Linked DNA regions of Homo sapiens: region 2 is linked to region 1. A link is a loop called in an ENCODE intact Hi-C map of the cell type or tissue named here. Cell type or tissue: CD4-positive, alpha-beta T cell. All regions are shown on one strand. Links, peaks and the distances in the headings refer to the core of each region. The heading gives the core; the rest is flanking DNA. Region 1 holds the start of TRADD (TNFRSF1A associated via death domain). Region 2 overlaps FHOD1 (formin homology 2 domain containing 1).

The links. Peaks named below come from ENCODE experiments on the same cell type or tissue, not always from the same donor. Only the 100,000 strongest peaks of a DNase experiment are listed, where the experiment ranks them.
Region 2: it touches region 1 in a loop (17-fold over the local background); 7 of 110 quality-filtered maps call a loop at or near these places.

The regions. Positions count from the first base shown.
Region 1 is chr16:67,156,392-67,161,752 of GRCh38, forward strand. It overlaps TRADD (TNFRSF1A associated via death domain), which reads right to left and starts at 3,518. Exons shown (of 5, transcript NM_003789.4): 1 at 3,447-3,518; 2 at 119-277. The coding sequence starts at 269. FBXL8 (F-box and leucine rich repeat protein 8) reads left to right here and starts at 3,566. Exons shown (of 3, transcript NM_018378.3): 1 at 3,566-3,665; 2 at 5,344-5,361. RefSeq lists enhancers at 1-126, 2,687-2,946 and silencers at 3,547-3,686, 4,707-4,796. In CD4-positive, alpha-beta T cell, for the core only: CTCF peaks have their summits at 3,823 (motif pointing left) and 4,031; DNase peaks (open chromatin) are centred at 2,140, 2,770, 3,530 and 4,640; H3K4me3 peaks cover 3,889 bases; H3K27ac peaks cover 3,766 bases; H3K27me3 peaks cover 268 bases.
Region 2 is chr16:67,241,602-67,246,962 of GRCh38, forward strand. The region is part of intron 1 of FHOD1 (formin homology 2 domain containing 1); the gene reads right to left. Among named protein-coding and RNA genes, the nearest start is that of FHOD1, 3.2 kb to the right of the region's middle. RefSeq lists enhancers at 1-667, 668-1,340, 2,583-2,822, 3,073-3,122, 3,233-3,282 and 1 more and a silencer at 4,818-4,917. In CD4-positive, alpha-beta T cell, for the core only: no CTCF peak of the experiment used is centred there; DNase peaks (open chromatin) are centred at 2,930, 3,320 and 5,120; H3K4me3 peaks cover 934 bases; H3K27ac peaks cover 2,855 bases.

The DNA.
Region 1 (5,361 bases), core at 216-5,215:
GTCCTCCGTCTTGCTCCTCCCACCCCAAATCTTCTTCTTAAAGGTGGCTAAACCCAGGCCCACCCACAAAATGCTCCAGGCCACCCCTTCCTCTCCACATGCCCGCCCATCCACGCACCTGCCAAGGCAGCCTGCAGAGCCCTGTACACTGCCACCTTCTGCTGGGGGTGCGCGTAGGCATCCGACAGGACCACCTTGTCCAGCGAGGACTCCACAAACAGGTATGCGCTGCCCACCCACTCTTCGTGCCCATTTTGCCCAGCTGCCATCTCACCTCCTGGAGATGCAGACAGTCAGGTATCCAGTTCATCCCCCCTCCCTCCACCCTGGAGACAACTACCCAGCCCCACGTGGTTCAGCTGTCCCCACCACAGTAGCCTCAAGTCCCACATGGTTCAGTTGTCCCCACCACTGGTTGGCATACTTGGGACAGGAGTTCACCATCTCACAGGAAGCCCCTTGAGCTCCTGGCTCTGTACAGAGTCCCACCCGCCCCAGGCTTGCAGTGAGGACTGTCCCTCCACTGCCTTCTTGGAGAAAGAGCCCAAGGTCACAGTGGAGGGGGAGCAGAGGCAGATCCTGCAATGGGGCTTCTCTGCTTCCTTCTCAGGCCTGTGTGTCTCTCTTACCAATGCGGACAAGAGACATCTTCATTCTGGATGGTGCCCATGCCCCAAAGCCAACCAGACCCATATCCTGGCCTTGCCTTCTGAGTAGACTTGAGCCCAGCATTTCTGGAGGACCTCAGCCTAAGACTAAACCTCCTGTCTTCACTTCGAAGGGCACCTGTAGTTTGCATCTACCCAGATTCTCTCCCCAAGCCTGACTTACCTTTGGGGACTTCCCTCCTCCCTCTTCTCAATCCATGTGCCTGTGTCCCACTCCCTAGTTCCAGGTCGGGCTTGTGTACCAGACCTGGCCAATCTGCATATTCCATTCACATTTCTGCAGTGATTAGTTCAGGGCGGGGTATAGGACTTAAGTTGGACCCATGAGAATCAACGCTGCGACTCTGGTTGAGCCAATAGGAAAGAGGCACTACTTTCCCTTCCCTTGGGGCTGAACTGGAAGGAAAAGGTAGCTCTCCTTTAGCACTGCTTGGGAAGAGCCTGGCTGGGAATGAAGCTGACACAGAAAGAAAGAGTCAAGAGATGGAGAAGTGCATTCCTAAGCATACTAGGCCCCTGGATCCAGCCGTCCCTGAAGCCATTGCACACTGGACTTTTCAGTTATGTGAGCTAAATAATTCCTTTTTGTTATAAAGCCCTTGGAGTTCGGCTCCAGTCATTTCCAACACAAATTGCTCTATTCCTTCCCTGTCCAGAAAAAGCCAGGGCCCCTTGGTGCTAGTATAGTATCTCCTTCCTCCATCTTCTGACAAAAACCTAGCTCTGGACCAGCGGGGGCAAAATTCCCAGCCAAGGAACCACTGCACTGACCTACAGCTCAATGGTCTCCCAGTTACTACCCCGTGAGACAGCAAGTAGAAAACTGCCTCCTCTTTCTCCCCACCTCACCCTTTTCCTACCCACCCTTTTCCTATAATCATGGGCTCAAGGCCCTACCTCCTGCCCCATCAGTCACACTCCTGTACTCTCATCAGGGTTTATATATGGTGGGCTAAGAGGAGTGTTGAGTGTTAGCTATGGGGCAGGACAGATGGGGTGGCCCAGCTGCCATCTGTTTACATGAGGAACAGGAAGCTGTCCTCCTGCCCTGGCCTCCCAAAGTGCTGCGATTACAGGAGTAAGGCACTACTCTCGACCTTTGTTTTTTCAATTGTCTTGTTTTTGAGACAGGGTCTTGCTCTGTCACCCAGGCTGGAGTGCAGTGGCACTATCGCAGCTCACTGCAGCCTTGACCTTCCCAGCTCAAGCAACCCTCTCACCTCAACCTTTCAAGTAGCTGGGACTTTAGGCACACGCCGCCATGCCTGGCTAGTTTTTGTATTTTTAGTAGAGATGGAGTTTCACCATGTTGCCCAGGCTGGTCTCAAACTCCTGGGCTCAAGCGATCTGCCCACCTCAGCTTCCCAAAGTGCTGGGTTACAGGTGTGAGGCACCACACCCAGCCTTCTAATCTTTTCATAGAAAACATTAATACTTGTGTACTTACGCCAAACCACAGTCTGGATAGTAACAGGAAGTTTGCATTTTGTTTATCTCTGGGCAGGATGAAGGAAGGTAGGTGGGGGTGGGGAAGGATTGTGGGTGATTTTTATTTTCTTTGTATTTAGCAATATTTTCTGCTTTATGTGAAGTAGACATATTTTCTTTGTATTAAAAGAGCAAAATAAATTTGTTTTCTTTAAAAGCAAAACAAGAAAAAACAGGAAACTCTGCAGGTGACAAGTGGGTCCATAATAGGGAGCCAGCCACGGAGGTGAGATAAGGGGGGAGTCCTTCGAAAGTGGCCTGGGGAGTAGGAGAGAGTGGGAACTTCCCCTGGAAACATTCCCTCTTTCATGTCTTTCTGGCCCCTTGACTTGAGAGTGCTTGACTTGGTTATGGTCCCACCCCAAGGGGTGGAAGTGGGGACCGAACAGGACCATTGTCTGCCCATCAGGTCTGTGGGGGTCGAGGGGGAGGTGGGGAGTACTGGGAACCTGGAGACTGGGGATGCTTTCTCACACTCACTAGTACTAGAAGATGGGGAAGGTGAACCAGGCTGGAGGTCGAGTTAACAGGGTAAAGAGGCCAGGGCCCTAGTTTCGCATCCGCCGACTGGCAGCTCTTCTTACGTGTTCTTTCACGGAAGCCCCTCCTTGGGAAGCCCCGCGCCCCACCCACCAGGAGTCGTCCCTTTTTGGGCGGGGCTGAGGCTTCCAGGCTGGGTCCTGAGAAAGTTTGGTGGCCGGAGACTGTGGGGCGCTTAGGTACCGACCTAACAACTTCTGCGCCTGTTTCCAGGGACGAGCCACGCACGGTGCCCCCTGAACACCTAACAGTCCCGGGGGCAGCCCCACCTCTGGCTGGGTGGACAGAGACAGCCTGTGGGCGTGGCCCAGAACTGAAAGCCTGTGACTCCTTGCGACCCGCCGGGCACACCCCCTACTCAGCTACGCAGCTCCCGAGCGCTTGAGGGGAGCTTCCCAGGCTCCCACTAGCCCACCCTCAAGCTGGGGTTTCGCACGTGCGATCGGCTGGGGTGGGCAAGGGGGTCTCCGCTCAAGGAAAGTATTCAGAACCAGCCCCTTCTCCCCCACCCTCTCTCCTGCAGGGCCCTACTGCACCTCGAAAGTGCTGGCAGGGACGAGGAGCCTGCGGGGGCCAAATTCCGTACCGTCCCCCGCCTCCCACGGTGTTCGAACAGCTCAGTAGACCGCCGCCACCAGCTGGCTGGAGCAGCCGCCGGTGACATCTGCGCCGCGCCCACGCTTCGGAGCCAAGATCCACCTCCTCTCCCGCCCGCACCGGGGAGCCCACCCACCCACCTGCTGCACTAACCTGGCCGCCTCGGCGGGGCCTGGGTTCCCACGCCCGCCAGGCTCCGCTCTACTCCGCCGCTTCCGGGTGTGCGCGGAGGCGCTGGGGCGGTGCCCTAGCCCGAGCCGCCCCGTCCGCCCGCGCGTCCCGCCCCGCGGGCTCCCGGTGGCTGCTTCCCGTCCGCTGTCCTCTGCTGCCAGTCCCCTGCCCCGGGCAAAGCCCATCTGGTCCGCCGAGCAGGTAAGACACCAGCGCCCAAGGTTAGACGGCAGGAAGACCCGACTTTGGGGGTTTGCGATTCTTACGAGGCGGGGGGCTCGTAAGAGCTACAGCTGCCAGACTTCGGTAAATCAAGGGGGCGCCCCCTGGAGACCAGAATTTTCTGGTACCCCTGGGGATCCGGCTTCAAGATCGCTGCTACCAGTGGGCACTCAAAACGGGGTGCCCATGGGTCCCAGGTACAAGCCCGGCCGAACGTATCTGAAGCCCCAGGAAACACGTGGCACAAATTCCGGGAGAAACTGTTAGCCCGGAAGATATGGGAACATTAACTGGCGAGTAGTGTGAAGCCTTGTGTACACAAACCTTTAAGAACCTTAAAACAAGATTGGCGGCCGGGCGCGGTGGCTCACGCCTGTAATCCCAGCACTTTGGAAGGCCGAGGCAGGTGGATCACCTGAGGTCAGGAGTTTGAGACCAGCCTGGCCAATATGGTGAAACCCCGTCTCTACTAAAAATACAAAAATTAGCCCGGCGAGGTGGCGCGCGCCTGGAGTCCCAGCTACTCGGGAGGCTGAGGCAGAAGAATCGCTTGAACCCGCGAGGCGGAGTTTGCAGTGAGCCGAGATCTCGCCACTGCACTCCAGCCTGGGCGACACAGCTAGATTCCGTCTCAAAACAAAACAAAACAAAAACAAACAGGATTGGCAACTTCAAAGAGGACGCACACTTTCCAGTAACCCATCCCCCTCTAAAGGCTGCGCTCCAGGGTGGGTCTGCGGAGTTCCAGCCGAACCCAAATTGCTCAGCGGGAGCCAGGGCTGCTCAGGGGTCGGAACTTAAATCTTGAGCCCCTCAGGCCCCAGAACCGTCAGGTCCCAGAGACCCAAGTTTTTTTTCATCCAGTGGGGCTGTCTTAGGAAGCACCCGGGACATCTCCCCGGCGAGGCGGAGGCGGGGAAGGAGCCTCCCCTCCAGGGGTGGATCCAGCTTTGCCCCGCCCACGCCTCGCTTCCTGATTGGCTCATGGTCCCTGACAAAGAAAAGCCTACATTAACGCTCCCGCCTTATTAACCCTGTAGTCACTTTCTACTAACCGGCGGGGTTAAGATGGGGTTTCTCAGGCCGGGCGCGGTGGCTCATGCCCGTAATCCCAGCACTTTGGGAGGCCCAGGCGGGCCGATCGCTTGAGCCTAGGAGTTCGAGGTCAGTCTGGGCAACAAAGCGAGACCTCGTCTCTGCAACAAAATTACAAAAATTAGCCAGGCGTGGTGGCGTGCCCCTGTAGTCCCAGCTACTCGGGAGGCTGAGGTGGGAGGATTGCTTGAGCCCGGGAGACTGAGGGTGCAGTGAGTTGTGATTGCGCCACTGCACTCCAGCCTGGGTAAAGAGCGAGACCCTGTCTCAAAAAAAAAGAAAAAAAAAAAAAAAAGTGGGAGGGGAGTTCTCAACGTGGAACCTGTGGAGTCACAGGGGCTTGTTGAAATGCAGATTCCTGGGCCTTACCCTTTCCGGAGAGCCTGATTTAGTAGGTGAGGCGGTGAAATCTGCTTTGTGAACAAGTTTCGGGGTTATCTGATGCCCCACGCTGTCTGAGAGGCCCTCAGTTCCTCAGGCCACAAGCATTTGTACACCTAAGCTCGGTCTTCCTGCAACACTTTGCGCCTTCCCGACCTCAGAGACGTCCGTCTCTCTCCAGGCCGGAGCTATTGGGAGT
Region 2 (5,361 bases), core at 278-5,277, 85 kb after region 1:
CTGCCTCTGCCTTCCCTTCCTTCCAGCCCAGTGGGGCAGACGGGAAGACAGACAGACGAGTCAGAAAAAGCTCACAAATGAATGTGGAATCACAACTTTCACAGTGCTAAGAAAGGGGAGGGGCAGAGTGCTATAAAGATAAACGGGAAGGGAAAACATGTTACACCTGGTAACTGCTTACACACCCAGGTATAAGGTTGGGTATGCACTGGCCAACACAGGCTGAAGCAGCACAGACCCAGAAAGGTCAGGCCCACCACGCTGTCCTGCCTCCTTGCATGCTGTAATCCCAAGAGAGCAGAGAATGTCCCTCTCCTTCCAGGACACCTGCATCCATTTGGGGAAGGGTCCTGAAGGTTAAATAGTCCACCTTCTTTTTTTTTTTGATATGGAGTCTTGCTCTGTCTCCCAAGTTGGAGTGTAGTGGCACAGTCTTGGCTCACTGCAACCTCTGCCTCCTGGGTTCAAGCAATTCTCCTACCTCAGCCTCCTGAGTAGCTAAGGTTACAGGCGTGCATCACCATGCCTGGCTAATTTTTGTATTTTTAGTAGAGACAGGGTTTCAGCATGTCATCCAGGCTGGTCTTGAACTCCTGACCTCAAGTGATCCACTTGCCTCTGCCTCTCAAAGTGCTGGGATTGTAGGTGTGAGCCACTGTGCCCGGCCAATGGTCCACATTCTCTAGCCTCCTCAGCCACTTCACCTGTCCAATCCTGCCAGGGCCCCATTTCTGGGGAGGAGGTCCAGGGAAACAGGTAGTCCAGTGCCTTCCAGGACAGTGTCTCCCCACCCCCAGCTGTCTGTCCTGGGTGGAAGTGTGGGGTGGTAGGCTAGAGTCAGGCAAGCAGCAAAGAGCAGGAGACTTCCTGCTAGCAGGATGGCACATGTCCCTCACACCCCGGCCCCTTCCTGGGGTCACCCTTCTGAGAGCCAAACCTCTGGGCCTTGTTTCTCACACCCTGGGGCTGGGCCAGGCCTGAATAAGCCCAAACCCTGGTCCTTGCTGACGGGGCTTAAGCTCAGCACGTAGTATGGGCCCACTTCCCTGACACCTTCTTGGCTCTTGTCTTCCTCACTTCTCTGGTCTCTGTCTTGGGGTGGAGTCTTTCCCCCATTCTTCCCAGGCTCAGCTTCTCACATTGGCCTCCAGCCCACTATACTCTTGACTTTCCAGGCTCAGGCTTTTCTGGCAGCCCAAAACCAACTGGTTATGTATGGTTTTATATGCAGGGTCAAGCCCAGGGGACCATGGCATCTACTTCTCTCTCTCTTTCTAGCTATCTATCTACCTATGTATAATATATAGATATAGATCTATAATATATAGATGTCTATAGATATTGATAATTTATATATATAGCTATGTATCTATTATATATATCTAGACATCTATTACATATATCTATTATATATTTTATAAATATACATTTTTCCCGCTTGTTTCTTTAGACTGTCTTACCCAATATTTTTAATAACAGTGTAATCAGGTAAGACTGAACATACCAGAGCAGGGTACAGGGAAGATGGAAAAGAGGCAGGATTATAGGCTGAAGGGCTTTCATTTTAGAAAATAATTGGTTAACTGCCTCTTTTGTCTCCTTTCCTATAAACACAGGACCCTGTGTTCTGAAGACCCTCCTTTCCTGTTATCGCAGGTCTCCAACTAGAGTGTGACTTCCTGAATGAGATGACAAGGATGGGCCTTGGGGAGGGAAATCCACTTTTGTTATCTTATGCTTCCTCTGTGCCAGGCACCGGACTGCCTCTTTTTTTTCTTTTCTTTTTTTTTTTAATAGAAATAGGGTCTCGCTATATCACCCACACTGTTCTTGAACTCCTGGCCTCAAGCAATCCTCTGGCCTTGGCTTCCCAAAGTGCTGAGATTACAGGCATGAGCCACCATGCCCAGCCTGAGCCGCCTATTTAATTTGATTCTACCAATAATCCTTTTACAGATAGGGAAACCAAGAATCAGAAAATCAGCGCATTGCCCCAGGGTGCACAGCCAGGAGCCAGGGCTAATTGACCAAATCTTGGGCGGATGGGCCCTGGAAATGCTCCAAGGAACCCTAGAGGGGAAGTGGAGTGAGGGCTGGGGCCAGAAGGATTGCCAAGAGCTGAAGACATCCTCTTAGTTTTCTGGACTCTGCAAATACCCCATACTGGTCCTCCCAGTTCCAGTAAGGGAACACCAATAGACACACGCACCCCATGCAAGTTAGGATAATAGTATCTACCTCTGCCAGGACCTAGGTGTCAGGGTCCCTCACCAGTCTGCAGCTCAGCCACTCTGTTCCAGAATGACCAGCAGATTGGATAGTCCAGCCCCAGGGGAGGCTAGGAGGAGACCAGGACTCATGCCCACACCTCAGTTTTCTACAGTCTCCCAAAGGCTCCTGAGATGTAAAAAGGCTAGAGTGGGTTGGGGTAGGGTCAGGAAACATTCCAGGACAGTGCCACCCCTGTCCTACTCTGATTTTTAGCCACAGCTAGGGAAACAAAGTTGCTAGTAATGACCAGATTTCTAGGGCTATCCCCACTGTCAGGAGGAGAGGGCTTTCCTGGCCTTTGCAGCAGGGTCAGAGAAGCACCCCAGATCCCCCTACCCGGAGCTCAGGGAGAAGTCAGTGCTATACCAGGTGTGGTAGGGCCTTGGGTATCGGAGAGGCTCCTGAGACACTTCCCAGAAGGGAGGGTAGAACTGGGAGGCTCTAGATTAGGAGATGAGATGCAAGGCCAGAGGGACACATTCTCCCCTCTGGCAAAGGCAGGTCTGGGCTGGGGGAATATTTTGGAGGGGAGGAAGGCACTCCTGAGTTCCCCCAGGGACACTAGGCCCGGCCCAAGACACTGTCAAGCTCCCTTCCACCAACCAGGGCCAGGAGATGAGTCAGAGGCTGTGGCCAGGAGCTTCCTCCTAGTCTAGGAGGAAATGAGCAAGGCTTTCTGAGATCTGAAAGCTCTTTAAAAAGGAAGCCCCCAGGGGAACTCTAGGGGCTAGGCTCGGCCCAATGGGGTGTGTGGGTGGAGTCCCAGGGAGAAAGCAGGCTGGCCTCTGTACATCCCCAGGGAGGGGGGTCATCTGCTGGGATGATCAGGGCCAGTACCCGGGGCCAGTACCCAGAGGAGGACAGAGGCCACTTGGCTGTGTCCTGTCCTCTGCTGGACAACTGTACATAGGACGAAGCAATGAGTAAAGAACCCCTTCCTCTTATTTCTGCCCTACAGCTTGGGACAGGGATGCCCTGGTTTCTGGGCCACCTCTTCCCTCTAGAGGGCCAGCAAGACAGGCCTGAGTCATGTCTGTGACTCTGGGGCACCCACTTATAGGACTACGGGAGGAACCAGCTGTTGACATTTCCTGCAAGGAGGGGCCCTGCTCCCCCTTGCTCAGCTCTCTGATGTCCCTGTCTCTGCCCTATTCTCAGCCCCTCTTCCTCCAGCCTTCTATTCTGGGGCTGTGGTCATAGTTTATATTTGGGTTGAGCACATCACAGTGCATCTGACCATTCCTGGCAGAGTTGCTAGCCCCAGGGAATCCTGGCTTCTGGCATTGTGGTAACCTAGTGTGCCACCTCCATATCCCTGTGGGGGAGGGAAGGCAGTCCTCAGGTACTCCAGGTGGGAGAACATGAAATCGGGGAGACCAGGAAGGACTGCATTGGGGATGAGGAACTTATATTCTTCACCGGAGCTCAGTAGTGTCCTCAGCTAAGGAGCAGGGAACACAGGGCAGAGCACCTGGTAGGGTTGGGTGGGGACACGGGTCCCATGAGAGGGAGATAGAAGGAGTGGTTCTGAGCCTCTTTCTTGCAGCTGACTTCCCAGGCTTGCCCCCAGCTGGGAAGAGGTGTGTCAAGGGGCTGGGCATGGTGGCTCAAGCCTTAATCCCAGCACTTTGGGAGGCTTAGGCAGGCAGATCACCTGAGGTCAGGAGTTTGAGACCAGGCTGGCCAACACGGAGAAACCCTGTCCCTACTAAAAATACAAAAATTACCTGAGTATGGTGGCGCACACCTGTAATCCCAGCTATTTGGAAGGCTGAGGCACGAGAATTGCTAGAACCCGGGAGGTGGAGGTTGCAGTGAGCCAAGATAGCCCCACTGTACTCCAGCCTGGGAGACAGAGCCAGAATCCGTCTTAAAAAAAAAAAAATCGGGGGGGTGGTGTCAGGGCTAGGTCCAATCCTTGAGTTGCAGGATGAGAGGAATACAATATATTCTCTAGTGCCCCACCCTTATTTCAGGATCCGGACTTTAGGAGCCTGGAAGCGGGAACCAGTCTTAGTTCAGCACTCCTGTCTTCCCAGCCCCCATCCTGAATGGGAGGTGGCCTCCAGCTGCACACGCTTCTTCCAGGCACACCTCAATTTGCCCCTCTGAATAGGGCAAGAGAAGCGGGGGCTGAGTCAAAACTGGCGGTGAGCAGTGTCCTGCATCCTTCCAGCCATGGCCTTGAAGCCGGGGTTCTGGCCTGGACACGTGCCACTCTCCAGGCCAATAGTCTCACCACCCCTCCCGCCAGCGCTCAGAGGCGGGGCTGGCCGCAGCGCGAGGAATGCGGGCTGGGGGCCCGGGGCACATTCCAGGGAAGACCCCAGGCCCAAGGGGCAAGTTTACGCAACTCGCCGCCCAGCTGAGGCTGGGAGCAGGGGAGGGCACCCACCCCGACTCTCTCTCCTCTTCTCCAGCACTGGAGGCGGCCGGGCTGGTGGGGAGCTTGTGGAGGTGGTAGTGCGCCTCCCAGAGTCCTGGCCCGGAAACAGCGCGCCGGAAAGGGCTGCCTGCGGGGGGCTGACGGCGGCGAGAGGGAGGGGAGAGGAGGTAGGCTGGCCATCTGGAAAAGGGCCTCTTTCCGCACTGTGCACAAGTCCGCTTCGGGGCGGCAGCAAAGTAGGGCAGGCCGGCTGTTTAAAATTAGTCCGGCCCTCCCTCTCACTTTCAGGCGCGGGCCGATGGGCGGCGAGTGTCCGGGGGTGGGGGCGGGAGCGGTGACTCAAAGGGCTTTTACACCCGTGCAGCCTCCTGCGCTCTGCGGATCCCGGGCCAGACCGCTTCGCGGGGACTCCCCTCACCCCGTGAAGTCTCTCCTCGGCCGGCACTCCCATACTCCCATTGACCTACAGGGTCAAGCCCCAATCCAGCTTCCTGACACCGCAGGAAACCTCTGCCACCTCTAGTAGTCCGCCTCGGGCCCGCCCCTCCTCGTGGTCCCGCCCCCACCTCACCTGAAGCAGGTGGAAGCTGGTCCCTCCCCAGCTCCGCCTCCAGGGTCCGCTACAGCCCAAGCGGCTACCGTCACTCTGACCAGGGAAGCCACCCTGGCAGACCGACGGCGAGTGGAACTCGAGCACCTCCCCA